Linked DNA regions of Mus musculus: region 1 is linked to region 2. The links are chromatin loops, found by intact Hi-C in ENCODE. Cell type or tissue: left cerebral cortex. All regions are shown on one strand. Each heading gives the region's core, and the rest is flanking DNA. Links, peaks and the distances in the headings are about the cores only.

The links. A loop is a pair of places that touch in the nucleus more often than their neighbours do. Peaks named below come from ENCODE experiments on the same cell type or tissue, not always from the same donor. Only the 100,000 strongest peaks of a DNase experiment are listed, where the experiment ranks them.
Region 1: it touches region 2 in a loop (12-fold over the local background); 2 of 42 quality-filtered maps call a loop at or near these places.

The regions. Positions count from the first base shown.
Region 1 is chr16:85,339,049-85,355,129 of GRCm38, forward strand. Gm41483 (a long non-coding RNA gene) reads left to right here. Exons shown (of 4, transcript XR_876194.2): 2 at 13,606-13,696. Among named protein-coding and RNA genes, the nearest start is that of Gm41483, 24 kb to the left of the region's middle. In left cerebral cortex, for the core only: no CTCF peak of the experiment used is centred there; DNase peaks (open chromatin) are centred at 8,795 and 10,780.
Region 2 is chr16:85,481,140-85,497,220 of GRCm38, forward strand. All of the region lies in intron 2 of Cyyr1 (cysteine and tyrosine-rich protein 1), which reads right to left. Among named protein-coding and RNA genes, the nearest start is that of Cyyr1, 61 kb to the right of the region's middle. In left cerebral cortex, for the core only: a CTCF peak has its summit at 7,163 (motif pointing right); DNase peaks (open chromatin) are centred at 6,301, 7,151 and 7,366.

The DNA.
Region 1 (16,081 bases), core at 4,440-12,439, 140 kb before region 2:
GTGAATGAGGGTTCTATGTGAAGAAGTAGCCCCATCTCAGTCTTGAGGGAGTTGGGAAAAGTAATCACAGAAGCAGCTCATAGTTCTATAGTTTCTTTTTGGATGTAGACATTTATTTTTCCCACATTATATCAGCTAAATCAAATCACACAATGGCAAGGGACAAGGAAAGGATCTCTTCCCACGGGGAGACACTGTGAGTGCAGCCACAGACAGGACACTGGTCCACTCACAGAAAGGAAACAGATAATCATGAACAATGAGAGAATCCACCAAACTGAGATATGTCAATGAAGACAGGATCAGGACTGAGCACAATTGCTACAGTACCCGTTTCTCTCCATTTTGATTGTGTTCTTTCGAACAATGACCAGCAGTAGTCTAAGATTTATACAGTTTCAATTAGTAATAAAAACAAAAGGCCTCTTTCCAGGCATAGAGCTTGGAAATCCAGCACAGGCTGACTTGTTAAAAGGTGTTTTGTTTTACAGCACCATGGCAGGTTGACTGTATCACACGTATGAAAACTAGATGGCTAGATGAAACTCAGAGCAGTGAGACTTGTACTTACCACATCTTGAGTTGGGGACACGTATTTTCAAAGTAGGGTAGAGGGTGCCAGAGAAACGCAGAGGATAATGAGCTCAGTGAACTGCATACTATGTATGCAGATAAAATGCAGAGCCAGAGAATCAAGTGGTAGCCCAGAAAAGTAAGTTTTCCCATCTCCCTTTAGTTTTGTGTTCCCCTAGCCCTATAATTCCATAATCACAGGATGAGGATGCCAGGAAAGCTTAAAAATTTTCTTTTTGAATTATTTTTCTTAAAAGAATTTCTGAACAAAGACCCAGAACTATAAAAGCTTATGACATCATTCAAGTCGATATTGTTAACTCGACTAAGAGAATTTCAACTTGATTTGTCCTTGTTTTCAATGACCATTAATTTTTTAAAAGACTTTTTATATATTGAGATTTCTTTAACCTAAAGAACGTAAAAAGCATCATGGAATCAACTATTCTATGTTATAGCCATGTCTGGGTATGTTCATCCACAGTTGTGAGCTCACCTGATTGTGAAGAGTTTACAGTTAGATGAAGAGAGGAGATAGAGAACTATGCAAAGAGATTGTAGGAAAAGGGTCTGTATGGTAAGTACCAGGATGAGGGAAATGAGGTACTCACATCTAGAATCTTTACAGTCATTGGCCAAAGTAATATATGAAAGCTGAACTCTGCAATTAGAGGTAGACAGGCAGTGAGGCTAGTTTCATATAATCCCCAATGCAATAGAGTCTGTGTTCTTGGAGCTTCTCCATTCTGAGAAGCATGCGAATCACAGATGATCTGGGAGTAGGGTCTAAAATTTCAAATTTCTATACCAGGACAGTAAATCTCAATTCAAGGTGACTTTGCCTCCAGAGAACATTTGAGAATGTCTGGAGATATTACTACTTATCAGAACAAGAAGAAAAAGGCCTGGAGGTTATTGGTATCCACTGGCTAGATGTCATAATAGATACATATCTTATATAGCATTTCTTAAGAAAGAATGACACAGCCCAAAGGGTCAGTAGTGACAAGGTTGGGAAATGTTATATTGGTGACTTCTGTAGAAAAGAGGCAGATATAAAACACACACACACGCACACACACACACACACACACACACACACACACACACACTTCAGTTCTGTAGCTATGATAAAATGCCCTGGCCAAAGCATTTTTGGTGAGGAAAGGTTTTATTTGGCTTACATTCGCAGGATACAGTTCATCAGTGAGTGATAGTCTAGGCAGAAGTATAAACAGTTTGTCATACCCACCATCAAAATCAGAGAAAAATGAAGGCACCCATGTGGCCTGCTTGCTGCTTCATCTACACCCCAACCCCCATGCTTACAAAAATTCAGGGCTCAGCCTAACCACAATGCTACCCATAGTGCACTGGGTTTTCCTTCATCAATTTCTACATTGAGACTATCCCCCACAGATATGCCATTGGCCCAACCTGATCTAGACAATGCCATGTTTGTTCTCAGGTGATTCCAAGTTGTGGCAAGCTGACATTTAAAACAAAACAAACAATCACAGTATTCAAATTACAGCAAGAAAGGAACCAGGGAGGTGTGTATTAATGGAGCGAGCTCTTTCAAAGATTGATGTCACAATTTCCATTGTAATTTCTTGTATTTCAATGTACTACGGTGAGTAGATCTACGTCTGTGACAGAAAAAGAATTCCACCAAGACTGGTCTAGCTGGGAAGATATGTAGGGATAATCTAGATCTTGACCAGGAAAATTCCACATTTTTCAATGACCAGCACAGTAACAAATATGTAACCTGACTAGGGGTACGAGAAAGAAGAATTTTGTATGGATGATGGTTCTAATAGAAATAACCCTCTAGTATCTGCAGGCATCCAACCACACAGATGACTCATCAATGACAGGAATCATTTCTGAGAAAAAGGGCTCCTCCTCTCTGGAGTGAGAAATACAAAATATGGAATTAAGCATCTTCTCCTGCTGGAAAATGAGAACGCATTAAACAAGCAGACAAAACAAATCCTACGCTGATGGATATACCCATGCCCAATGGAAGATGGGCCAACTCAAAGAATTCTAAATAGCAAAACCTAGAACAACTGGAACAATAAAATCAAGTGTTATCAAATTATATCCCAAAGTATAAAATAAACATCAGGGAACCTATACATGTATAAATGAATCATTGAATAAATTACTGAGTCATAGCAAAGAAGCACCAATTCTATGAAGAAAAGTTTCAGATTACTTATGTAGATGCTGAGATACTGTAATGGTCAGGAACTAGAACATTCATACGCCTTAAATGTGATTTGCACATACTGGCTTCTTTCTAAAGTAGACAAGGCTGAAGAGAAAGTTAGCTTTCCACTACAAAAGCCTGACATAATATCTGAGCCAGGTGACGGAGAGCATATCCGCAGCCATAAATTGTGCGCAGAGTATGTACCTTGGGTCCGATAGTATCGGCATTTTATCTCTATGATCTACCTCTCTAGAGCTCACACTGCCAGTATATTTATAAGGGAAATATTGCCTTCCAAAAGATGAACATCCTATCAAATACTTCACCTGCATTCAAAATTGCTAAGGCCATCAAAACCAAGGAAAAGTTTGCGAACCTGTCATATCTCATAGAAGTCTAAAGCAATCTGAAGAATAAATGCATTGTGGAGGCGTGGGTGGGAATCTGAAACAGAAAGAGTCCACTAGGTATGAGACAGAGAACTAGGAACTTTAGTTAATGACAATGCATCTGTCATATTCATGTCAAATGTAGGACACATAGGGATTTTGCTTTATGATCAATTTTTCTGTTCAAAATATCTAAAACTGCTATAAATTAAAATCCAACAATTAACCAAAAATCACTGAAGAGAAGGCTAGGCTCTATCATACACTAGAAAGCTCATGTCCTTTCTCATTTGCATTTTTGCAAAATGCATAAAATATATATATATTTTGTGCAGCAAGCCTCTGTGCAGAGGTGCCAACTTCATAGCCTTCCTTCTAGTTCATTTCCTTTATTTTATGGAAGATGGAGCAAGAAAGAATCTCATCATCTGTTAAAAGGTTAGAGAAGCCATGCCATCAGTTGCTACTCTAGCCATTAAGTTAACTGCCTTTTCCTGGGACAGTGTTCTTTTGTCTCTGAGGAACCTATGCTTGGATTTGGTGTTGCAGTATAGCAGGTCAGGCTGTAGTGACAAAAGCAGTTACTCCTTGTTCAAAATTAGACTGAACAGACTAACACTAAACACTATTATACAGCAAGAAAAGAAATAGACTTCTATACAATGCTGTTATTAGGACAATTTAATATTTGTCAATTTCTCATTTTTATAGTGCTGTGGATTGAGCCCCAAACCTCATGTGTGCCAGATAGATGTTTTACAACTGTGCTATATCTCAACAAGTGAAATATCGAAAGAAACGATCAAAAGTACTTCCTTATCTTATCCCGAAGTGCACAGAAGCTAAAACTTCTGAGGAAAGACCCAGAAACTTCACCACCCTTTGTATAGGGCTAATGGATTAAAAATTAGAAAAAAATATAAAAAAAAGAAAGAAAAATTAACCCTTGCAACCCCTGTAGGGGAAATCACAGTGAGCAAAAATTAGGGTGTTTATGGAAATCTGAAAATGTCTAAATTACAGAAGGTGAGATATTTAAGAAGCAGCCACATTGCTCAGGCTAACCTGTAACATCGCCTACTATGTTGGCTGCCATGGCTTTTGGCAAGGGAGAAGCTGCCTGCAAAGATGGACGATGATGCCAGGGATGAATCCTTTGATGTAATGGGCTTCAGATGCATCGATGCTCTTGTTAATAAGCAATGTACATAGCTTGTGAACAGAAGGGAGATGCTTCAGAAGTGTTATTAGCCTTTCAACCTGGCAATGTTCCTCATTTATCATCTGTTTAAAACTTCGTTATTTTTATTTTGAAAGATTGGTTATAGTATTATGGACTTCCAGAAGTCAACTATTGATTTTCAAAAGAAGTATAGCTAATGGAAAGGCAATGTAGTTTTCCTTTCGTCATTAATCACACTCTTGGAATTTCTTGTGGTGGTTCAAATTCTTATCTTTTCTTCAGTTAAAATAGGTACTGTTTTTCGAAGCATTTGCTGTGGGTCATACCATTTATTCCTAAGTAATGCTCAGAGGAGAACCTGGTCTTGCTTTCTTGCAGATGTGGACACTGAGGGTACCAAAGCAAGAAAGGAGTAAGACTCAGGCTGTAGAGTTCAGGCTGTCTATACCAAAGTGAGGCCATGCACTTAGCTTATGATTCCTACTGTTCAACCTGAGTTGTTCATGAGTGTGAAGAATGGGTTGTGATGTATGTATTCAAACTCTGTCATGTTTTATCATTCTTACTGAAGGTAAGACTCAGGGATTCTTTGCTCTGAGAGCTCCTGGGTGCCTCACCATGGTACTGAGAGGAAATCAGATGTTATTGTGGTACATTTTCATTGTACCTGGTGTTTGTCACATCATAACACTTATCAAAAATCCAGTTATCTGTTTCATATTGTTACCCTATAATTTGTAAACTTGCTCAGGACAAGGACTACATAGTTCATTGTCATCTCCTTGGGACCCAGAACTGTCCTTGGATACAATAAATTATGGAAAAATATTCATAGAATGAATAAATAGGAAAGGGAAATGTATTTAAACACAATAGACTATTGAAACATAGAACTGTAGTACATAATTCAAAATCTATTTGAGGGACTGTCATATGTTAAAATAATTTGTTACTTTGATAACTAAATGTCCCTGAGTCAACCCTAGAAAATTATTCTAAATGGAAGTTCAGTTTTCAGCTTATGTCATAATAGTAGAGCATAACTTTAGGAAAGTTTAGTAACTGTCAATAAGAATTTTATTGTATATATGTCAAAGAGAAAGAATAGGAGAGAGAAGTTCAACAAATAAACTCGGATGCTCCTTATCCAAGTTCAGCATGCATGGATACATGGCCATGACTCTTCTTGCTTTAATATCTTTATCCATTCCCACTTGTAGAATATCTGGGAGTAATTCTTAGACATTATGCTATCTCATTGCACCTCCGTGTAAGATGTTTAAAATGGAATAGTATCAGAGAACTGTCACCACAAGAATAGTAATATTTCTCTCTTCATATAAGATATCTTGCCAGTGTTCACATCTTCCAAACTTTTTACAGACTTTTCAAATTACTATTCAGTTCATGTGAATTGAAATCTAAGAGACTGGTATTTCCTTCAAATTCCAGGTCATGCTTCTCTTTTATTTTCTTGAAGAAGTAGAACCACCAGTTCTGTAGCTATAGCCATCGTCAGGATTTTTCTATTCTTGCCATAATGGTTTCACTTCATATACAGTTCTCTAGCTCTTACTGGATAGGTGATGAGGTAGGGCAGAATCTTTTGTCTATTGAGTAAGTTTGAGTAAAGAAAGTAGTGCAAGGAAATAAGGAGAGAAGAGGACCTGTGCGGAGTCTTCTAGTATGCCAGTTACCATGAAAACACTATCATTTACATAGGAACAAGGAAAGGCTATAAGGGGGAAAGATTCAATTCACTAAGATGTCTTAGCAATGAGAATGATAATATCCTGTCCTTCATATCAGATACCTTGCTATTATAATGACATTAGCAATAGTAAATGCTAAGCATGGGAGTCTAACCCCATTTCCTGTGGTGGGTTGAATGAGAAATGTCTTCCATAGATTCACATATCTGAATATTTGATTCTTGGTTGGTGGCACTATGTAGGGAGGTTGTGGAACCATCAAGAACTATACCTTGCTGGAGGAAGTCTATCACCATGAGTGGGTTTTAATACAACCCTCTATAACCCCTGCTACTGACAAATGAAAGACGTCTTTAACAAACCCATATGGCCTGGTACTGAACACTGGTAGTGAAAATTGAGGGGAAAGATGTTGTAAAGAAAAGAGTTGTTGCCTTCCAGGAAATGTATACTGCTAAGCAGTCCTCTGTGGCTGTTCTCTGGCTCAATAGAAGACTAAGGGAGAATATGGAGTACTTCAGAGTGCACCTGACCATCTTTTATATCACCAGAGTTGACATCATTTTTGATGCTTTCTCTGTTACCTGCTGAAGCAGAATGAGCAATGGGGTGATGTAGAAAATACAGGCATAAATCCGTCTGACCAAGATGCTTATTGAAAGGCAAGATATATGAAAATTTTGTCCTCTGAAAGCTGTAGAGGGAAATTATCTGTAGAGAAGACAGAGGAAAATAATTGGTTTCAAGAAAAGTTTCAAAAGATTTCATGCTACGGTGATCCTATGTCTTGTGTGCATGTCTTGTCTCTGCAGTTGGTGTCTCCCATTTCTCAAAGGGGGTATATGGCAAGTGCTTCCAAGTTCTCTCATCACAACTTCCATTTGTCACACGAGGGTTTGCTTATCTTTGGAGACTCCTGAAGTTCCGTTTACTTACTCTAGTTCCCTAATGCCATGGACCTACTAGGCAAGCATTCTGGTCCTGACCTATTGTGAGAAGTTTTACCCGTGGTGGTTAAGAGATGATGCTTCAATCAAAAATCATTCGTGTTCAAGCTGAACTGAGTAAAGAGAAAACTCTCAAGTCAAAATTAGGTCCTCAACAATGAATAGTGAGTTCTAGTCAACTTCACTTCCTCATTCGCTCACTCACTAATGTGGAGGTTGTAGATATGCAATTATCCAAGTTCTCTGCAAATGAGAATTAGAATTGTCTACAAAATAAATTACGATTGTTAAATTCTCAAACTGCCAGAGGGTGATGTTTAGACTTCCTATTGTAGAGATTTTGATTTGGTTTTTGGGGAGCTTGACTTGACATCTGCGTTGCCGGTGGGAAGTCAGGTTTAGGTAATGTGGTTTTGGATACAATGGTGAAGCAAGAAGAGCATATTTACCCTCTAGGAGAAAAAAGAAGGGTTATTAGATGACTAACTCAAATAAGCTCAGTGGGGAGAAGGAAGGGGAGAGGCAAAAGCACTCATTTAAAAAGTGGTTTTGGAAAACCTTGTGGGAGATGAGAACTAAAGAGAAACTGGAGTGAATTTGTGGTGTTCACTAAGGGAGAAACAGAGAAGAAAGTTATTCTTTTACAATAAAATGCAGAAACCCCACCCCTTTCAATCATAAGAGCTTTATTATCTTTACAAAGTCCCAGGACTCAGAAGTTATTGCAAATAGTCATATTTCCACTGTATATTGAACAGCTGCCTTGAGTCACATACTGTGTTAGGCATTGATAGATGATGAATCAGCCATGGCAACGACAATATCTTAATCCAGTAGTTGTTTCCGAATACCCGAGAATAATGAGGAAAGAATGTGCTTCTGTGAGAAGAGAAGAGAAAGACACTTCGGACCCTGAAGCAGGTCTCAGGGTCCCTTGGTCATCAAGAAACTGCCTTCTCATCCCGCTTTCTATCTGATGCTCCTTTTTTACCTTAACGTTGACTTTCGCATCTCATATTCTAGGAAGGTGGCTTTAAGTGTAATTTAGAACTGACCTTAATCATACCTAGCTTTGGGTAGACTTGATTCAATGAAGGAATGAGCATGGATTATATTTACTACGTCTATGAATGCTGTTAGGTACCATGATGCAGATTTGAGTATGAGCTGTCTAGTGGGCTGAACTTGAGAAAGAAAAGAACATCAAAAAAGAACACAATCATGATGGTAAATTATAAGTCATGAAATGAAACACATCCACATGTGTAGGCAAGTGAAGGGGATTGCAGCTGACGATACACTTTGGTGTTAACATCTGGGTTCTCTTTGGAGCCCAGTGCTGCCTTTACTCATGTTTATTGCATGAGCGTGTGCAATAGAGTTGGGCCAGCTTAGGATGAACACTTATTCTTAAAGAAATGAATTAAGTTAATAATTTATTTCTCAAGGATATCTTGGGAGAGATTTAAAGGGCTTCAAAACTGACAAGTCTATTCATTCTGATTCTCCTTCTAGATGGTCTTTTGTTTTGCCTTCAACTTCACTGCAAAAGCAATTCTGAGTGATTTTTTTTAAGGGTTCATTAACACTCCAAGGTAACATTCTGTGTTTGGCTTTTACAGAAACTATGAATAACACTTGCAGAGAAATTCATACTGGTGAAAACAGGAGTTAGATAATAATAGTAATTTCACACTTTTCCCCCATGGAAGCTGAAAGCGCTTGCAAAATGCAAACAAGAATATTGAGAATTCCCAGTAGGAAGGTGGCAGAAATCACAGCTGCCATTTAGAGATGGAGTTTTCCCTGAGAGAACCTCCATGGAAAAGGAAAGCAAGCCGATGCGATGGTTTTCCAGCTAGTCTAAAAACACCCGGGAGGGAAGACTCTTTTTGTGATATGTTAGCTTTTCTGTGGAGTAACTGTTGCCCATATTATTATTTCTCATAATAATGCCAAACTTTCAAAGACACCGTCATTAGTCTTCAGCACTTGGCTGGATGATGAAGGTCCAGGCTGTATCTTAGCGCTCAGGGCTAAAGCCTTGCCCTTCCTACCCAGAGACATGCTCTAGTTTATATCTGAGCCTATCCTTCTATCAATTGCTTGTCCCCTACCACACTGTCTGGAAGACTGCCAGGTGGGATAGTGGTGATGGGGACCCTTCTTCTGGCACAGAGTTGTCAGAACATTACATTTCTTTTCCTCTGTGCCTATGAAATTTTAAGCTACAAAGTTGAGATCCCAGAAGTGCAAATTAATTAAATCAAATCATTATGTATTCCTGTATACTATTTAAAAAAAATTTAAAGGACAATGATTCCCTGAAAATGAAAAACATTATATAGTCATGGCTGTATTTTTTTTTGGGTGGGGGGAACTAAATCATATGATATCTTTTCAGTTTAATTTATTTATTTACTTACTTATTTTAGAAAGCCTTTCATCTTGTCCAGATTTTTATTCAAATTAGAACTATAATTTTTGCTTTCTGTACAAAAGAGTGTGTATCTTTCTCATACATTATATTTCCTCTTTCACTTTCAGCAGCTCGAGTGTGGTCATTCTGGAGAGGTGTGTGTCACAGAAATAACTACCTTTGCCCAGCTCATCACAAAAGCCTCAACTTTAACCTTGTTATCCTGTGAAACGACAGTTTCCTTTATTCCACAAGCGATGAAACATAAGCCAGTATGCAGATAATAGAGGGCTTGTGGCCAGGTACCTTCTAGAAATGTTCTGACAAGGATTAAAACAAGCAGATAATATGCTTCTCCTTAGATGTCAGATGACAAAGCTAATGTCTCCTGTAAGAACAGGTTACAGGCTTAATTCTAGTGATCAGCATGGGGGAGGAGGTTACACTATCAAGCTTTTACCTCTTCAGTCTATTAGCTCAAACATGAGCAACTCTGCATAACGAACGGCTTGGCTTAAATATACATTGATTTTCACAACAGAAGGAGCAGTGATCATACTGTCACCCAATACACACAGGTCTCAAGCACTTAATGTATTCTTACATGCATTTGTCAATTTTCTGACTTTGAATATTACTTGGGTCCATTTTATTTGATAGCATTTTACACTGTCAAGGAGAAAAACAGAATTCACCCCTACACAGTTTTCATGGTGGGCTTCTGTGTCCTGTTGTCTCACTGCTTCTAGGCCCATTTTTCAGGATTTGTTTCAGAGTTATTCTTTTCAAGGAAGACCTTGAGTCCAACACAATGTAGCAGGCATGCTGGAGTTCACTCCACAGCAACTTTTGCCATACCTTTTTGTCCTACAGATGCCTCAAAGATCAGTATTTGAATCACCAATTCCCTTGATGCTCAAAGTGGCCATGTGGCAGAGTGTGGACTGATTCACAGCCACTTTGTGGCCTCAAGAATAATGCCTGGTTATTAACTGTGGTCCGGTTGCTAACAGAAAGCACCTAATTCCTAATAACTCCATGTAACAGCTATCCCAGATCTGGAACATCTTTCTGATTCTTCTATATGGTAAAGATAAATTCTTAAACAGTCATATTGGGTTTTCTAGTATTCATTGCAGGTTGAACTGATAAACTTTTCAACTACATCCCTTTCAGACCTCATTAAGTTCAAAGCTAGATTCTCTTTAAATACAGGAGGTAAGAGTAAAAGGCCAAAGAGTATATAATCTTTTGTTCTCTTCACTGTCCCTCAGCCCCTACACTTTATCTTTTTGACCTTCCTTCTTCAAGTTTTAATTCTACCATTAGCACAAACAGCAGGTCTTGGTGCAATGGATTTCTTAGAACCTCTTTCCTGAAAGCCCTTATATATTTTAAAAGATGTCTATAATTACATATGATGGTATTTTCATAAAGCCTTATATAATCGTCCAAAAAAGGATGCTTGCCATCTGCATGCCTTGATTGTTGATGCTATCTCATGCTGGAAAGATAAATCTCTAATGCTTTATTTAGTTAAAGGTGTTAAATTTTAAATAGACAAATGCATATTTGTAAAATGCATTGTGTTCATAGCTTAATAAGCTAATATTTTCTCTTGAGACAATAAACTAGGATTCGTTGGCTATTTTTTCCAAATAATAGCAATTCTTGAATAAATATTTCAAGGACCTTACCTCTAGTTTCTAATTTCATACTATTAAAAACTTGAGAAGTTAAACTGCTGAATTATAAGTAGAAATAAAAATATTTGTCTCCGTTTCTACAGTAGGCCATTATGAGAATCAAACAAGACAATAGTAAATTGTAGTAATATAGTTTAGTCCATAAGTACCAAATATAATGCTCTTACTTGGCATTGAAGTTGGAATATGAATGCCACCATTGTTCTAAATTAGGACTGTTTACTAACAATAAACATAGAATTAATGTTCCCCTACATTTTCCATTTTTGAAAGGCACATTAGTAGGGAAAGTGAAGGGTGAAAGACAACCCCCACTTGTTTCCTTAACCCTATTTCCAGCTCCATTTTGGAGGGGCTAAACACTAAAATTTACTTCTGTCACACAGTGTGAGGCACCGCTTCTCAGGCTGCCACTAGGCCCCCTTTTTCTGGACTCTCTAGCTTCCAGAAATTTTACCAGAAGAGAAAAGAACATGTACTGAGAACGTGGTAGGGACTTTCCATGCTGGGATAAAATAACCCAAGGAAAGTGACTTAAGGAAGGAAAGGATTCTTGTGGCTCAGAGTTAGAGGGTACAGTTCACCAGGTGGGGGAGGCTATGAGGGAGGAACAGTGGGCATCCGGTCACGTGGCACACAACCAGAAAGTCGAGAGAGGAGGCTACAAGAGAGAAGCATTGGACAACTGGTCACATGGTACACACAATCAGGATGTAGAGAGAATTGAACATTGACCACTGGTGTTCATCTCACTTTCTTCTTGGATTCAGCCCGGGATCCTTAGCCTATGGAGTACTGCTGTCAACACTTAAGGTAGATCTTCCAATCTCGCTTAATCTAATCTATACATTTATTCAGCCATCCTCATAGGTTACTCTCCTGGGTGACTCCAGCTACTGTCTAGATGACTATCAATATTAACCCTCACCATTGAGGGGGAGGTATCTAACTGTTAGAGTCAATCCTAAGGAAATAGTGAAGCCAAGATAGCTAGCTAGCTATTCAAAAACAGCAGAGCCAACAACACCTATATCAGAAGATTAAAAAAAAGGCCTTACTAAGTTCCCAATATCTTCATGATTTATTCTGAAAAGAGATGCGAGGGAGGAGAACTAGTCTGGAGGTGGCCACTCCCTGCCCACTATGTTTTGCTTGGCAGCCTAAGCTTTTGTTGTTGCATTTCTTATTTTGCTCTGTTTTGAGCAATATCTCTATATGTACTCCAAATAGTTTGTGACCTCAGCATTCCAAGTACCTACCTAGAGTTGGCAGTAGGCTTGAGCTATTTATTTACTTATTTTATTATATATATATATATATATATATATTTTTTTTTTATTACGTATTTTCCTCAATTACATTTCCAATGCTATCCCAAAAGTCCCCCCTCCCCACTCCCCTACCCACCCATTCCCATTTTTTGGCCCTGGCATTCCCCTGTACTGGGGCATATAAAGTTTGCCTGTCCAATGGGCCTCTCTTTCCAGTGATGGCCGCCTAGGCCATCTTTTGATACATATGCAGCTAGAGTCAAGAGCTCCGGGGTACTGGTTAGTTCATAATGTTGTTCCACCTATAGGGTTGCAGATCCCTTTAGCTCCTTGGGTACTTTCTCTAGCTCCTCCATTGGGAGCCCTGTTATCCATCTATTAGCTGACTGTGAGCATCCACTTCTGTGTTTGCTAGGCCCCGGCATAGTCTCACAAGAAACAGCTACATCTGGGTCCTTTCGATAAAATCTTGCTAGTATATGCAATGGTGTCAGCGTTTGGATGCTGATTATGGGGTGGATCCCTGGATATGGCAGTCTCTACATGGTCCATCCTTTCATCTCAGCTCCAAACTTTGTCTTTGTAACTCCTTCCATGGGTGTTTTGTTCCCAATTCTAAGGAGGGGCATAGTGTCCACACTTCAGTCTTCATTCTTCTTGAGTTTCATGTGTTTAGCAAATTGTATCTTATATCTTGGGTATCCTAGGTTTGGGGCTAATATCCACTTATCAGTGAGTACATATTGTGTGCGTTCTTTTGTGATTGGGTTACCTCACTCAGGATGATGCCCTCCAGGTCCATCCATTTGGCTAGGAATTTCATAAATTCATTCTTTTTAATAGCTGAGTAGTACTCCATTGTGTAGATGTACCACATTTTCTGTATCCATTCCTCTGTTGAGGGGCATCTGGGTTCTTTCCAGCTTCTGGCTATTATAAATAAGGCTGCTATGAACATAGTGGAGCATGTGTCCTTCTTACCAGATCCCCGGGCTATCTTGCCAGCAGAGTCTTGCCTAACACCCGCAAGGGCCCACACAGGACTCCCCACGGGATCCTAAGACCTCTGGTGAGTGGAACACAGCGCCTGCCCCAATCCAATCGCGTGTCCTAGTTTTTATTGTCAACATGACATAACCTGGAAAGATGGAAGCCTAATCAAATATTTTTTTTTCCCCAATCAGATTGGCCTGTGACCATGTCTGTGAGAGACTGTCTTGATTGATGATGATTGCAGGAAGGTCAACCCACTGTGGGCGGTGTAATCCCTAGCAGGTAAGCGTGAGTTGTGTAGGAATTATAACAAGCTATCAAGTAAGCGTTCTTCCATGGTTTCTATTTTGGTTCCTGCTTTGACTCCCCTCAATGATGAATTGTGATCTGGAAGTCTATTCTAGAAATAAACCTTTCTCCCCTAAGTTGTTTTTGCTCATGCTGATTATCCCAGCAGCAGAAAGCATACTAGAACAACATGTATGCATGTTCATATGTGCTCATGCTTTTGTAAACATGCACATATATAATATGCATGGCACATATGCACACAACACATACACAGATGCATGTAAAAAATAAAAATATATAAACTTCTCACAAGTTAGCCAAAATATATATGGACTTTGGTGTTGTTGTAAATCTCCTCCCAACTATGCCCCAGCAATGAAAACACAACAAAGTTAATATGATTTCATGCTGTGCACCTAGATTGGGCAGATCTACCACTATACTACCATCTTCCACAGCTTATGAGAGCCCTTAGAACTTGTGATTTCTCCAGGCCATGTGTTCCTACTCCACTTTTCTTCTTCATCCTCCTCTGCATCCTCTCCCTCTTCCATTTTCTCCTTCCTCTCTCCCTCTCACTTTCTGCTCCATCTTCCCTTTTATCTGCCCAATCATCAGCTCTCCTTTATTTTACAAATTGAGGTGAGAAGCAGGTTTACAGGAAATCACCTGAGTACTGACTCATTCCTTGTTCAAAACCACTCAAAAGAGAAGGAAATTAACATCAAATATAATTAGTCCCAGGGCTATCTACAACACTTTGGTACCTCTTATAGAATAGATGCATTTCACCACACACCTCTTATGTCTGAAGAATAGTTTTCCCCTTGGACTATGTATCCTAAGGCCTTATGACCTCTGTCTGCAAAACCTTATTTTGTGGAATAAAGTCTTTCTGGCCTGAAATGACCCTTTTCTATAATATGAACAATTAAGTTAGGGGCTGGGTTTAGATAAAGTAAATTTCTGTAGAATTGGGCATGATTATTTTTGTGTTAAATATATTCAGATTCTTCCTCAGAATATGACATGCCAGGATATCTCACTACAGCTTACAAGAGAATATGACATGTGAGGATATCTCACTACGGCTTACAAGAGAATATGACATGCGAGGATATCTCACTATGGCTTACAAGAATATGATATGCTAGGATATCTCACTACGGCTTACAAGAGAATATATTTGTTTAGGTATTCTCTATAAGTGTTTCTTATAAACTATATAACCTATTTGATAACCATATCCTTTCCTCCACTTGTGTTACATTTCTAAAACACGTATGATCTCTTAAAACATGAATAAAGATTTCTTAGCTTTAAATTAATATGTGTCAATTGAACATGTAATTTTTGTGAAAATTACATCGATTTACAACTCTAAAATATTACAATTTAAATTTTCTGTGGAAACTATGAGAAGATCAGTATAATGAGTACTTTTTGAAAAGTGTTAATTCTAATGTATCACCATAGTTTTTTCAAGCTTCTCTCCCAAATTCTATAGAACACACGTGCTCTCTTAATTGATTTTGGATTCTTTAAAGATTTGCTCTTTACATTAGAACAGGCAAATACCTGTTTTTTTTTTTTAAGTACCTATAAATTTATTATCATGAAATCTTCAAAATAGTTATTTTGATGAACATGTCTTAGCATTTAATAATAAATAAATCATTAATACTCTCAGTGAATTTACAATCGTATGTGGAATAGCAAGATTGGATAGCACAAGCCTTTCTTTTGTTATTATTCTTATTGCAAGTAAAAGAAGATATTTTCACGTACTCTCTTTCCTATAACTTACTATAGGCTTTACATTGTTTTCTGTTCTTAATTCTCCCAGCTTATGGTTATGAGTGAAAAATAATCTACAAGAAGACCCAAGTCATGATTATATAGATAGGAAGGGATTGTTGGATGAGATTCTTCCCAGATAAAGTAACATTTTGGCAGTGGGCTTGTAATTCCTCTAACATAACTTTGTTGTATTTACTTTATTGGTGATATTTTGTTCTCTTTTAGTTTTTGCGACTAACCCTGAAGCTCATGCTGGCCTGGCCCTTGTGGACCCCCTCACACTGCACCCCTCACACTGCACCCCTCACACTACACCCCTCACACTGCAGCCTCTCACGCGATGACGTTATAAGCAGGAGCCCGGTCCCTAATCACTTTCTTGGAGGAACAACTCAATAGCTATTTTTTCCATAAACATTTACACAAGTTTAATAGCTTCAATGACATTTTATTTTCACCCAACTAATTCTTATTATTCAAGGTCTATGTGTTTTCTCCCTGGCAAGATTCTACAATATGAATATGATTAAGATCAGACACATGTTTTGGGGGGCTCATTGTTCAGTCAGTTGAAAG
Region 2 (16,081 bases), core at 3,562-11,561:
TGCATCAACTATCCAGATGGGATACACAAGGGAGGTGTCACAGACATAAAAGAATGATCACGGTCAACTAAGTGTGCTATAACAAGTGTCAGTATGGTCCAAGGACTGACATTAGCCCCAGAAACTAAACATCTAGTCTAGAGAAATAACTAAAGAGTGTGAGGTTCTGTTTGACATCTGTTTTGAGGCTGCTGGTCCCCAGAGCGTTAAGAAACACACTTCTGACTCTTTAAAAAAGAAAGGCTTCTTTATGGCAATTTGTCATGTCAACTATGTGTAGGTAGTATTATATATAGTAAGGCAAGGGAAACGGATGGAGTAGGAATCGGTGCAGGTCAGTAGGGATTCTGAGCAAGCCCAGTAAGAGCAGGATGCTATTGTATGCACGATTAAGTAGCTGGAAAGATGTCTGAGAGGTCAGGCAGGCAGGGAAGATCAGCAAGTAGATCAGATTGGTTAGAGGCAAGTGATGTTTTTTGAGTGGTAGAAAGCAAAATTAGAAAGGGAATACAAATACTGAGAACATAGTATTTTCTTGAAAAACGTAGGAGTCCACTGCAGAGTAGTGAGTGATCCCACCATAGAGCAGGTAGAATTTATACCCTGTACAAATGGAGCAACGCCCCCTGTCAGCTGGGGTGCACATAACTAAAACCGTATGCAGGGTTAATCAGGAGTGGCTTATTCTTCACAGTTACATAGGCTGGAAAATTCAGGGTTAAGTCACCTGCTCAAATGGCTGCTTTCTCTCTGTGTCTTCACATGCCAGAGAGAGGAGTCTCTGATGTGTCTATCTCTCCCTAAATGTACTCAAGTTGCCAAGGGGTTCTACCCTGTTATTCTCATTTAAATCCATCAAAGGCTTCAGCAATTTAGTATCATCCTAATGATACCACACATTGCAAACTGCATTTCTATGGAGAGGTAAATAATTCATTTTATAATGAGGAGTTTGTTGACCTGCAGATGAGGTGTTGACCACACAGGAGTAGCATCTGGGACAGGTTCTGAGATAGTCGCCTGAAAGAAAAATAAGACTGCTCCCGGAGAGGCTGTCTGTGTAGAATGGATGGTGGCAGGATGGCAGGTGTCACAAGGGACAGGTATCATTTGTAGATGTCAGCAAGCTCATTTGTTCAGTAGGAGAGAGGCTCTGCAGCTATAACAGGGGCCAGAGCAGTCAAGCAAAGTGTGTGTCAGGAGCTGAGCTGCAGTCCTGTGTGGTGGTCCTCTTCTTTTCTCTGTTCACCTCCACCCCAGATCTCACAGGGTGGGCCAACAACAGTTATCTACATTTCTCTTACAAGTGCATGTGGGCCACCAACTGCTGTTTTGGGAAGACGCTTCCCAAGATATCCGAAATGTTTGCCAATATTGTAGATGAGATACTTAAATTCTTTTGAATAATGGGGCCTTGAGACTTATAAGACTTAAAGGTTAAGTGTGAGTCAAAAACTCATACATTTGAGCCACTAGATGAGAAACGCTTTCTGCAAACAAGGAGTGGGGGTAGCTGTGCTTGCTCCTCTAAGAAGCTTCGTGTTTGTTCTATGTGAATAGACTCTGAAAGCAGAGGACATTTACTGCTAATATATGCAAGTGAGAGAAACCTTCGCTTAGAACAAAGTCAACAAGGAGGCAAATAGCTGCCTTTCCATTCCTTGCGCTGTTCCAAGGACGTGCAAACTACAGGGTTTGGTGCATCTGGTTCATCTCATCTCTTCTGATTGTGAGAGGACGTTTTACAGAGAACTTTGTAAAGTATCATATGCAGGTTCCACTTTTATTTCCCGTGTCAAAGGAGAAGTCTGCCACCAGGTCCATGAAATGACCCGGGATGGAGAGCAAGGACTGAAAGTCTCCTCTTTATTCGAACACTCTGCCCCTCCCTCTTCTCACACTCAACCATCTCAGCCTCATTTTCTTCATCTGTGTGCAGTGGACACCATGAGTCTCAGTTTCATCTTGTTATCGGGATAGAAGGATCCCCACCTTAGACTAAATAAAAATCTGACCACGTATGTATTATAAGAATTAATGACAGAATTATGTGCCTCGTTGAAGGGGCACATAATTAATGTAAGAATTCTAATGCTTAAGAACACACGGAGATGGGGGTGGGAGAATGAGAGGAGGGGAAGGAGAGAGGAGGGGAGAGGGAGGAGTGGTGGATGGTATTAATAAGTGTCAAGGAATAAATATGTTTTACTGAACGTGGAAAGAAACCACACCACAGAAGACTTTGTCTTGTCTGGCCCAATGTCTCAATGCCTCAGGGTAGAGCAGAGTATGTGTACCAATAACTAAAAAACAAAAGCAGTCACAAAGTGCAGCAATCCAAGACATCAATAGCGCCTAGTTCTTTGCATCCTAAACAAATAGCGAAGGATTTTTAAACCCCAGCATCAGTTTCTACACCGAGACTGAAATGAAATCAGGCAGCATGCCTGAGACAAGTAGAATTATCTGCTTAGGAAAGCAAAATCAAAAAGCAGAATCAAGATAAAGATATCATGGACACCCTACGGCAGCTCCGGACCCAACCCACAGCAAAGGCAGTATTATTTAGAAGAATCCATTTCTTGTATGCATACAGCAGGTATCCATGCCATGCAATTAGCCCTAAGTATACAACAGGTGTCCATGCAATGCATTTAGCCCTCGGTGTGTTTTTTTTATTTCATATTGTTTGTAGGCTGCAGCACACCAGTGAGCTGTAGTGAACAATCAAGGAAGCTCTGTGGCTCAAGTCCTTTCTTCAGGATCACATGGAACAGGTGGGCATCTGCCATCATTGGTGAATATTTTATTGACGACTTTTTCTTTTTACTACTGTTCACATATGGTAGTTGATTTTTGTCAGGATATTTAGAACCTACCCTAGAGATGTAGCCTGAGAATATATGTGCTGCAGTTAAAAACATCTACTTAATAATTCATTCTGAAGGTTAATGAGCCAAGGAGAATTAAAGTGGACAGAAATTTGGGAAGATAATGTGATTTTTTTTTACCTTGTTTTCAGAAGGCTCAGTTGTAGGGCTTTATTGGCTTCCAAACTCATAAAAATCCATTCACTATGACACCAGTTCTAATGTCTCTCTGGTAATTTAACACAATTAATGGTACTTTAAGATTCTTAATATAAAAGGGCAATTTGGGGAGAAATTTTTCTAGAGTGTTTGGAATCTGTTCTTGAGTGGGGGGGGGCACTTTTAAATATTTAAGTCCTGCTTGTTTGAACAACTGCTCTCAATACACAAAAAGAAATTAATAAAACTGTGTATAATCAAAGTAAATCAATCTTCTGTTTGGAAAAAGATGTTAGATATTTCAGATAACAGTTAAAATACCATTAAACAAATAACTATACAGCTCACAACCTACTTTAAGAAGTTAATTAAAAATCAAAATCTTCCCTTTTAATTCTTTTCAAGTCATGTTCACACATACAAATGTGCACACACATGCATATATACGCATATATATGTACACACATTCACACACACATATACGCATACATATGTTTTTTTTCTTCTTCCTTTTCCACATTTACTGTCTCTCATCTTATTTCTGCTCATTTTTGTCCTCAGCATGATCTGCCTGGAAACTCCGTTGCCAGGAGACCACTGCTGAGGACCAGCTAATGCTGGCTTCAAGAAAGAGCCAGAGAAATTACTGGTTTCTTCCTGAGCACATGCAGTAATTTCTAAAAGAAATAATAAAATACTTGTCTGGATATTAGTGATTCTGGCAATCGTACCTAATAACTAAAGTAGAAACTGTAAGTGGGGGGGGAGGGGGAAGAACTTTTAAAAATCTTCATGGCATCTGAGAGAGCAAGAGAGTGGGGGGGGGCAGGGAACAGGTAAAAATAAAATCTCCATCTTACTTATGGGAGAACCATCCAGTTCTTTGTTTCTTATTCATCCTGACTTTTCGCATGACTCTGCAGGTCTCTACTTTCTCTGGTTCAGCTATGGCATTAGTCCATTGTCATCCTCTTCAGCACAAAGGAATTTTAAAGAAGACCGTTCCATGAAGTGGAACAAGAGGGACCATGGGCAGGGGCAGTGTTAAAGGACACAAAATATGTTTTGTTATGCAATTATAAGAATTGCATATCTACATAGCTTCCTAGAATCTCATACTGGAGTAGATTCCAAGAATCCAGGTCACACCTCGTTGTCCAGGTAACTCAGTGTTATGAGAAATGCAATAAAAACTAACCTATAATCTAGAAACCTTATCAGAATTAAAACACAACTCAGCAATGAAATTAGAGAGAAAGCAAGCCCCTCTTTTCTCAACTTTAATAGTTCATGTATTTGTTTAATAGTTTGCTGTATTTATTTCGATTCTATATAACATAGACTTTCATATAGTGTTCATGATTGCCAAAGTACAGTGAAATATTCAAAGCTAATATTTATTTAAAAAAAAAACAAAACCCTGTATTCCCATGCTAAAAAAGAAATCAGTTACAACCCCATGCTGCAAATGAAGATAAGCTCCAGCACAGAAATGCAGAGATGCCGGGAAATGGCGCTTCCCAGAGAGCTAAAGATGAAGCTTTGATGACCTCAGTTCTGCACCGTGTCACAGTGCAGCCAGGAGCTGGCTGTGCAGCTTCACCAACCTTCACAGCAGTTCCTTTGATGGTAAGAAAAAGGCACGGTCTTAACATTCTTCACTTACGAGGATATTACGAGAACTAAATGAGGGTGTATGGGCAAGCAGCGTGCCCGGAGCATCAAATGCTTGATATACATTAGCTATGATCATTAGCATTATCTTTTGGTTAATTGAGCTGCTGGGATCATGAGCTTCTGAGACAGTTTACTCAGGCAGCCATGGGGCCCAGCTACTCAAGAACTTCTGCTAAGAAGATGAAAGAAAGTGCCTGTCTACATAACACCATCTAAGGAGGATTTTCCCTCCTGGAAAATACAGGTTAATAAAAAACCATAACTTGACAACAATGTTTCTAACACTTTTTTTTGTAGACATTAGGGAGAAGTGACATGAGACCACATGAAGAAACTATTTATTCTTGGGGTTAGGTGAAATCAAGGTTCTTCCCCTTCTAAACTGTACCTGGACTGTTTATTAACATGATCAAGGTACGATCGTCTTCGTATTTTTAACACTACTTGCTATTATTCTCCTATTGCTCTTAATAGTGGCTACATATTTAAACATGCTAATTGATGAAGCTTATGGAGTTTGGTATGTGCCTATGGAACCATTATCACGACCCTTTGGTTCACTGATACCTCCTCCCAAAGGGGTACCATTTTGGTTGATGACTTCATAGTTTGCATTCTGTCCTTTATAAAAGTACATTTATGAATTTGAATACTCTGAAGCCTCTATTTCCATTGTTGGTTAACTTTTAGTCCTCAACTACTAATTGTACTTCATTTACTCTGTCCCAGATCACCCTGATTCTCTGTTGAAGTCATCCTCTTTCTAGTTTTCCTACGTGATGATATTTTTTGACAAATAGGGAGTTTCTCTAAATTATAAATCTCTAAGGTTTGGTGTCACCACAGGTTTTTTTTATTAAAAAAACTCTATGGATATTATTTTTAACCATATTTTGCAGTCTAAACCAACTTGGCCAAAAGCTTAGTAAGGGTTCTGAGAAAATAGTTTCTGAGAAGACATAAATGCAATCTGTAGGGACAGCTACATCCTCAAACCCAGCCTGCCTAATGAAGATCTGGGTCCATTTCGGGTGTAAGCTCATCAAGCAATGTGCTTAGCGTTTTTGGTAGAACGCTACAATCCATATCAAGGCACTACCCTGGAGATCTGACCCACATACCCATGTTGTGATTTTTTTCTATCCTGGAAAGAAAAACAGCCTTAATTAAAAAGTTGCATGGACTCCTGTTGGGTTCATATCCAAGTGGATGCCCACTTAGTAAATGACCCAGGCCCTCAATGACCATTTGTTTACATTTGTTCTGTAAATAAAGACATCTTTTTTTGTTGTTAAGAAAAGTAGATCAAGGTTTATAGCTCATTACCAGAGAAATATTCCTCATCACAATGTAATATGCCTGGAGCTTAGAATTATTTCTATGCATTTCACGAAGGGATAAAGAATACTCTAAAATTGTTTTTTGGAAAAAGTCACGGTGGCTCTGAAAATGCTCAGCCCCCAAGGTTGTAGCAATCTCCACTTGAGGGTTCTCTTTACTTTCATCTTCTAGATTCACACTCAATCGTGACACATGAGGCATATGTCTCAATTCCTTACATTACCAGCCGCGTGAAAACAGATGACTCATGCACCGCTATAAAAGCATGCTTCTGCAGTAGCCAACCTTCTGCTGACTGGAGAGAGACTTCAAGTTGATGAGGCAAACCCCAGCAATGTCCCATCCCAGAACATATGGTACCTAGTAATAAGAAACACAAGCCTAAATATAAATACCAAACAATGTTGCATTGCTGAAGTTAAGTATCTTTATGTCATTGCTCGATGGAATAGCTCCCTTAAACGAATCATTCCTTACACAAATTTCATAATTGAGGAGCTAATTTTCCAACTATTTTCTCCTTTATAGTCAAAGAATCAAACATAGAATAAAATTATGTCAGCCATAGAGAAATTTCGCAGCAAGCCAATGAGAATTTCAAAGATAAATTATGCATGGACATGAAAATGCCAGACCAAAAAAAAAAAAAATACCAACAACAAAGAACATCAACAAAACCCTACTTTATGAAAGACCAAGTTTGATATTGAAATTCTATACAGTTTCTAAGTTATCCAATAAGCTATAGTAAACGCCCATATTCCTTATGGGAATATGTGAGAACACAATATTCTTTTCTGTCTCTTGAGCATCCTTTTGTGTGTGGTGAGCTGCACGTATCACATTCTCTTAGAAACGTCAGTGGGGCAACACCTCTCGGTAGGGCAGTTCTGTATTTAGACTTCAAGAGTGATTGAGCACCTACGATTTGCCTTTGCTTCAGTGGTTTCAGACCCAAGAGTTGTGGTACTGATGCAGGCAAGTTCAAAGTCACCTCTGATGTGAGGCATCCTGAAGGTGAAGCCAGGGGACACGTCACCAACCTTTGGTATATAAATAGAAGCTGTAAGTAATAGAATATTGTGAGCAAGACACAGTGTGCAAATCCTCCACTGGAGGGCAGGATTTTTGGAAGGTCAAAGATGTGTGAAATAGCTTATGACATTTGGGAAATAAACTGTATTATATGGCTGCTGCAGCCTGTGCAGTCTAGGGGTGGCAACAGATGGCAGCTAAACATGCCGTCAGGAATTTGATCATGAGGGAATCTTTCAGCCCAACAAGGGGATTGCATAAGGAAGGCAAAAGCCAATCTAACTTTGGCAGATGCTGTCTCCAACAGTATACAACGAGATGAGGAACCCAGGAAAGCTCACAGGGGCATTTCTACAATTCACGTGCCTCCAAACAAGAGCTAAGTGTGAGGATGTATTAAGTTGTAGGAAAGGAGGTTGGAGAGATGGTGAAAAACAGGCTTTTTAGTAACATCTGAGATTCCTGGCTGGGGAAGTCTAGGGAATTATCTGCACTGACAAAAGCATGCTTTGGTCACAAATTACAGAGTTCTTAGAGTATTCATCTAGAAATGTCACAGTAAACCGTGAAATGAATACACCTCTGTAGCTTTGCATGCTATCAGCTTATATTTTCTGATAATCTTTTTTAGTTTCTGAAAGATAGGTAAAGATTCTTGCAAAGATCTCTTTGACAGCTGTTTGGTAAATATTTCAAACCAGGGAACTGCAACTGAGGGTACAGGGGACATAGAAACCTGTACCACTGTGTGCATCATTCCCACTAGACGCTCACAATGAACTAACTAATAGCGTTGGCTCAGCTAGAATCACTTCTGGGTCAAGCGTCCGAGGATCAGTGATGGTGGCGTTGCATTGCCATAGTGAGTAATGCCAGGCACTGTCCAGTATCACAAATTCAGTTTCTAAAAAATGTTGCTTTCGTGGTTTTGTGCATGTTTGCGTCTTTGTTTGTTTGTTTGTTTGTTTGTTTGTTTTTAAAGAGAGAAGGAAATGAAGATAAAGTTAGGTGATTGGGGAGGGAAGGAGGATCAGGGAAGGCTTGGGAGAGGGGAAAACACGGTCAAAATATATTGCATGAACATTTTTCCAATAAAAATATGCTGTTGGGGGATCTAAATTAAATTAAGGTCCTACATTGCACTTTATTTTTTTAATTGGATTGCAATTTTATTCAGAACAAGGGCTGAAGTTCCCATAGTTGCACGAGAGCCATTCTGTGAAGGGCCTCCCTCCTGCCTCTCTGACCTTAACACAAGTGTATAATGTAAACACATAGTCAGATCAAGATAATTGGCTTGGCCATCTCCTCGAACATTGATTACTTCTCTGTGTTAAGAACACTCCAAGCCCACTTTACAAGCTGTTTGGAAGTACACAGTGTTTTAGTGTCAACCACTGTTGTCCTATTATGCTGCACAATAATATAAGTTTCTTTCTTCTTCAGCATTGTACCGCTGATCCAACCACACTCTTTTTATCTCCTTTCCCTGACACCCTTCCCAGGCTCTGATAATTAATAGTCTACTTTCTGCATCTTAGAGATGAATCCATAAGCCTCCACACGTGAGAACATGTAGCACTTGTCTGTTTGTGCCTGATTGATTTTAGTTAACATGTCCTCTGGCTTCATCGACGTTGCTGCAAATGACAGCAATTTATTCTTTTTCCTGGCTGAATAATATTCATGGTTGTGTATATACCATATTTCCTTTACCCATTCTTCCATTCCTAAAAGCCTAGATTGGTTCCATATGTTGTCAATTGTGATTTATACACTTATTTTCACCTTTGGCTAGCGACTTTCTAGGACATTTCTGAATCATTTCAAATTCATGTTTGTCAGGCTTTTGGAGGGGGGTAGTTCTATATTGTCTTCTATAACTGCTTCACTAGTTTATATGCCCAACAATCCTGTTTGAGAAGCTCATTTCTCCATAGCTTTACCAGCATTTGCTTGCTTGTTTGCTATGTCTTTGATAAAGGGCATTTTAACATGGATGGAACAATAACATACACCATAGCTTAGATCCCAATTGGGCTGGTGGTGTTCTTAAGGTGCAGTGTGGCACCATGATGGCAGCTGAGGAGGAGGATGCCCTAGGGATGGACATAAGACCTGGCCAAGCCAACCACTACTCACTCATATGGGAAAACAAACAAACAAACAAACAACAACAAAAACAAGAGAAATAACATATGCCCTATTTCCACCTAGGGGACGGCAAAGGGCAAATACTGACGTTTGTAAGCAAAGGGGTGGGAGAGGGCTGCTACTAACATGTTTGCTGTCCAAGCACAAGGAACTGTATCCTGATCCCTAGAATCAGTGTAAATAAAGCTGTGCATGGCAACATGAGCCTGTAACCCCAGCTGTAGGGAAAGCAGAAATATTCCTGAAGCTCCTTGGCCATCCAGAGAAGCCCAGTGTATGAACCTTAGGCTTAATGAGGGGCTTTGCCTCAAACACTAAAGGTACAGAGTGATAGAGAAAGAATATTCATCGTAGACATTGGACCTCCAAACGCAAGTATACATCTACACAAGCATGTACAAGTGGATCCTATGTGCATGCTTGTAAACAGTTTCCAAATGTAGGCTGACACTCAAATGGTAGTACATGGACAATGGCGCTTAATACACAGGAGAAATCTGTTCCGATAACGTAAAACAAATTGGATTTACACTAGGACCCTAGGGAATGTTACCATGTCCAGGTCTGACAATTCCTTCAGCACTGACATAAATACCTACTTATGAATTGATGTTAGATTATTTTATATTTATGGATATATTATTTGTATCCATATTATATATAATATTTATATTTATAATTATTTTATATTTATATGAAGAAGATTAACTAAATAATGTAAAGGCCCAAGTTTATAGACTACCAGAGGATGCCTCTGTGCATTGCTTCTGACCCTCGGTGCACTCAATACTGGAAGTCTGTGTGGGAGATCTGCAGAGGGGATTCCCGTCCTGGACAGGCTGGCACATCATAGAATCAATGGCTCATAATTCATGTCTGTGTAGCGCAAGGTATAATGATGCACAAATACTAGTTATTTGAAAAGTCTTACTAGGTTATATTGAAAAATATATAAAAATCTTCTTAATGATGTTACTTTTTATAGATTTGGATGATTAATGAGTACCTTTCTTGTGCAATTTCAAAGTAAATGAATTTAAGCCTTTTGTCAGTTTCCTCAAGGTGGTTGACGATGATAAAAGGTTAATATTAATAACAGCAGTAACTACATCCAATCTTCCAGGTTTCTATATTTGGAAAGGTATTATAAAGTGCACAAAAGGAGTCTCTTGGGTATATTCAATTAAAGATACAGAAATATACGTAGAGATGTGATCTGTTCCAATCACTTACAAAGTGACCAAGGAGGCCGGGCAGTGGTGGCACACGCCTTTAATCCCAGCACTTGGGAAGCAGAGGCAGGCAGATTTCTGAGTTAGAGGCCAGCCTGGTCTACAGAGTGAGTTCCAGGACAGCCAGGGCTACACAGAGAAACCCTGTCTCAAAAAACCAAAAAACCAAAAACCAAAACCAAAAAAGAAAAATACCAAAGAGGACTCTATGAGCACTTCATCTGTTCACTGTGGTTGCCCATTTCTTATGAAGAAGACAGTGCATTTGGTCTGTGTGCATCTGCATTCAGCAGCAAGGTTTTCATTTAGTGAGCTGATAGTTTGTTTGCTCTGTAAAAACTCCCCCTGCCACTGGACTAAAAGATGTTCCTTGCAAGTGGCTGTATTGTATACACTAGCCAGTAGGGATATCTTCAAAGTCACTCAAAGGCCACAGGCAGGGAGTGTAAACTATTCTGGATCATAAACTAGCAGTGTTAGGCTAATCAACACACAGAATACAGATGAGAATCTTCTAATTAAATCTTGTCATGAAATTTCCTATTGTCTTGTTGGTCCCTGTAGCTTGGCTGTGTTGCTCAAAGAGGATGAACTCAGCCAGGACAGACATCAATAGACACAGTCAGACAGGCTCTGAAAGTCAGATGGCACATATTAAAGAGATAAAGCCTTTTACAGGTTCACTGCACCAGCGTTTTGAAACATGCCAAGGGCTGGCCTTCCAAGCTAAGGGGCAGAGCCCAGTGCAGTGTGTTTTGCAGCTGTATATAGCACTGTGATATGATGGGTTGTTTTGCTATGTGGCTGCCTCTTTGTTTTAACTTACGGAAACCATACACTACTGTCTTCACTCAAGGATATGAGCTACTATTCCTTTTACCCCCTCCCGTGCAAAGGATTATAACCTTGAGAAAAAAGTTGCTTTTCTTCTTTTATTCTCTTTAGAATGTTTCTGCCATCTTCTACAATTAAAAACAAAATAAAACAAACAAGCAAACAAACAAACAAACAAAAACAATACTCAGCCAGATGGCTACAGTGCCAAGTTGAGGGCACATTGGAAAGAGTGTTTGGAATAAAAAGATTAGTAGCTATGTAAAAATAGGAAGCCCAGACCTCCTCCTTATCCCAGCATACCACATCTCACACCGTATATACCACACACACACACATGCACACACACACACACACACACACACACACACACACACACACACACACACACACTATACCTCACACACATTCTTCTTGACTAATGAGGGCAGCTGAATTTGTTTCCTTTCTTATTTCTCACTTTTTCTGCTCCTTTTCCAATTCCAGTTGTACCATTTACATTGAGCCTGTATCAGAATTCACCAAACTACAGCCTAAGGGCCAGAAATTTTACCAGCTGCCTACTTTTGAATGTCCGGCTAGCTATCAAGATACTTCACATTGTTAAGTAGTCATGGTAATACAATTCACAATAATATTTTGTCAAATTAAATTTTGGTGTCCCTAAATAAATTTTGGGGATGAATTTTATCCTTTACTCGTGCATTGATTATGACATCTTTGGAGCGAGAAGGGCAGGGCTGAATAATTGCACCCTAGAGTACACAAACTCTACAGCATAAATGGTCTGCTATTTGGCCACATAACATACAGAGTTGTCAAGCTCCAGTGTGTATAATTAACACCCTTGAAGTTGGCAGTATGTGGCTATGTACCACAGTTCTCCCATCAAACATCTGTTATCCTAAGTGATGTTTTTGTCACTTGAGCATTCTTGTTTTTCTGGAATCTGGACTAGTTGAGAATCTCTTTATAAACATCTCCAGTCACTACTTATTCTTCCCTTCGTACCACTTTATCAGCCCTGTCTGTATTCATATTACTCTGGTCTTTACCTACTGATATTTAATACTGACAAACAGGCTCAAATAATACTTTTATTGTGGCAGTTCAGAAATGTGTTAAGATAATGTGAGTTTCTGCTTCAAGAAATTTGCATGCTACTTTGAACTCTTCTGACACTCTCTCTATATCCTGACTTGCATGGCCTTTAGGTATGCATTCAACTCCTATCTATTGGTTGATCATTTAGTCCTTAAGTTTTATGACTGTACTTTGTCATCTTTACACTTTTAAGGGTGTTTCAGATGTGTACAGTCCCTATACAGTTTCCATTGCCTGTGACTGACTCTAGACTTCATGCCAACCCTTGGTGAGCTCACAATTCCATCCTTCAGTTGAAGGTCCCAAGGAGTTCCAGTAGCATTGTAAAAGACACATTAGTAGTATAATTAAAGGTGTGCTGAATAAATGGGGTTCCATAAGAAACAGATAAGTTTGGAAAGGCATGAGCTCAAATATGAATCCAGCAGCTACTACACTGAAGACCAGCTAGACTCTAAAATAGAAGATCATTATCATGAATTAGAGAGAAACCACTACAAAAAGTTATTTGAATGGAACCCTAAACACTGAGGATTATCGAAATTATTCTTGCTTCTGCTTATACATATAACCCAGAGCCTGAAGATTAGAGAAACTGGTGAAGAATAAAATCTGTCCCTAGCTATAGGTGAATATGAGGGACACAGAGGAGAGAATCGAGCAGAGGGCAGAGAAGGACCAAGTGGGTACAACTGACTTGAACACTAACTACTTATCAGACTCCATGATATGACTATTAACAGTTTCTCATGACATATGTGCAGTAACTCTGTAAAGGAGCTGAAGAAGTCGCCTGTTCTATAGACAAAAAAAAAAAAAAAAAAAAAAAAAAAAAAAAAAGCAGGCTAGCAGAGATTAAGTAATTGGAAGAACTGATAAAAGAGGCATACATGAACCTAAACTAAATCTGGAATTAGCTTTCCACTATAATATTATATACTCCATCGATAAATGCTACTAATGGCTTGAGAGAACCCTACATGGAATACCTGTTAGCGTTACTTCTTTCCACCACATTTTCTTAACTTTTTCCTTGTTAGATAGCTTACACCTCTTCTATAGCTGGCCCATGGAGGTTACAACCTATGTGTTGTCTGTCATATGACCCACAAAGCACAGGGAGTAACTTAAGAAATTATTAGAGCTGAGCATGATCCCAATAAACTGATGCAGAGAAATCATGAACTCAGGGCAAACCTGGGATGGATCGGGAGACCTGATCTGAACAAGCAAAGAATCAATACATAAAACAAAATAAAGAAAAATAACTAGTTCTTGGAGAACTGCTTTAGATCTCTGGCCATCAACGATTGGACAAAGTATTTACACTGACTTCCAAGGCTTCTGCCAGTTTGTTCATTAACCTCAGGGTCTTCTCAGGCAATCACTGACTTTATGCCTCCTGTTATTAAAAGTCATATGTTCACTCCTATCTCTGAACTCAGAGATAATCTTTCTTCCTTCACTAACTATGTTCTCCTATAATATTATATGGTGCCATATTTGATCCGAAACAGCACTTGTGTACATGCTAAAAACTTCAAGAAGCATACTGTGAACTTCCAATAATTTTGACTCATTTCTTATACCTCACACAAGTGTATTGTAGTGCCATTTATACAAGACCAGTGGTTTCTAAAGTGCTAGGTACCACCGATAATGAAGAACGGAAATATAACTTTCTTAGGCCCTGTGGTGATCTTAATGACATGTCTCACATAGCCTTGGGTATTTGAATAGTTGGTTCCCAGTTGGTGGCTCTGCTTGGGTAGGTTTAGGGAGTGTGGGCTTGCTGGAGGAAGACAGTCATTGGGGGTGAGCTGTGAGGTTGAGAAGTTATGGGTCATTCCCAGTTTGCTCTCTGCTTCCTGCTTGTGGTTTATGATGTAAACTCTCAGCTTTCTGCTCCAGCTGCAGTGCCCGGCTGTTGCCACGCCCCTTTTCTTTGGCAGTGATGGACTCTTATCCTCCAGGAACCATAAACACCAAATCAACTTTTCCTTCTAAGAGTCACTTTGCTCCTCATGTCTGATCATAGCAATGGAAAAATATCTAAGACAGGCCCCTTCATCTTTCCAGTTCTTCCTTCAAAAGTTTATTTTGGAAGAAATTAAAGTCGGATACTGGGGTGGCTGTTCTCATCTCAAACCTCCTTCTGATGCCATTACTTCCAATTCAGGCTAGTCTCTCTTCCATCTACAATTCTATGGATTGAAGTAACTCTAAGAGGTGAGAGAAGTTGGCATGACTGAGTTTGTGCCTCTCCCTCCCATCCTTTCGCTTTCTCCTTTCCTGCCTTTCTTTTAAATGGTGCAGGATCTCAATGTATAGCTCTGAATGACCTGCTTGTTTTAACTCCCAGAGTGCAGAGATCTTGAGAAGATTGGAGGCAAGCAGGCACTTCTCCCTGCCAGTCCTATGTAAAGTGTCATTGGCATGCAACCTCATTTTCAGGCTTTAACAAAACTCTACCTTGATTTGCATCCTAGGTTCATGGATGCTGCCAAGAAGTTCTATTCAAATCCCTGCATAATTTCTTCTACTGCATAATTTACATTGTTGCAAACAGTCTGGGAGCTTGAAAGGCAGTTTGAACTGAAGGGCAAACCATATTGAGGATGTTTTAAACTACATTAAAAGACTTTTCTTCTCACTTGATAAATATTAATATCTTTATTAATAGGCGGCGAGTGAGTACTAGCTTATAAAAAAATTATCTTTATCTTCAGGGTCTACAGAATATTTACCACTATTGCAACTAAACATTTGGACATCCTTCTAAAAGTTACATCTTATAAAACCACGATGGCAGGATACCAAACTCAAATAGTCTACCAGGTATTATGTTCTTTACTTTTGATAGATTTTAAAGAGATCTCCCAAAATAAAATCAATTTTTAATTATCTGCCTGACTAGGTAATAGTATCATTCTGTATTGTGCATGATAATGTTAAAAGTCGCTTATCTTACTCACTGGACACTGTTCTACATTTGAGGCAATATTTGCTTCTAAACATTTTCTTTTACTTAATATTAAAATCATGTACAAGCTAAAAATTAATGAAAGGGTCCTAGGAAATAATAGGAACAAGGTTTATCCAGGATTAAGAATTTACTAGGATAATCTATCCAATAATAACCTTGACTATAATCAAGCTTAAAAAAATAATAGCCCCTCAATAAAGTGAATTACTATGGAAGAAAAACAACCATACACAAGGAATGTCCAATTCTGTTCCTTCTACAATCTGTTTTTCACTTTTCGTGTTATTATATACAGTCTTAATATGGTATTACTTCTAATCTTTCAAGAACCCTGTCAGATAAACTTAATTATTTCTCAGTGGTTTGCGAGTGAAAGAAAATTGCAAGGGAAAACTTAGTCATTCATCTAGATATATTTAATTCATATGAAATGTTATTTTGTTAAAGGAACAGTGTCATTGGAAATCAGACATGTGTTTAAAGGCTTTCAGAAGGGACAGGAGGGTCTTAAGATTTGAGATAACCTAGACAGACTATTCTTCATTGAACCTGTAGGAAACTCCAGTTGACTTTCTCATAAGCACAGCAGGCATTTCTTGGGGACTCTGGCATTAGCTTGTGACCTGCAGGTGTGTTATTGTTGTTCTCTTGGGTCAAGAGGGCTGAACTCCTCCATCAGTGGATCTCAG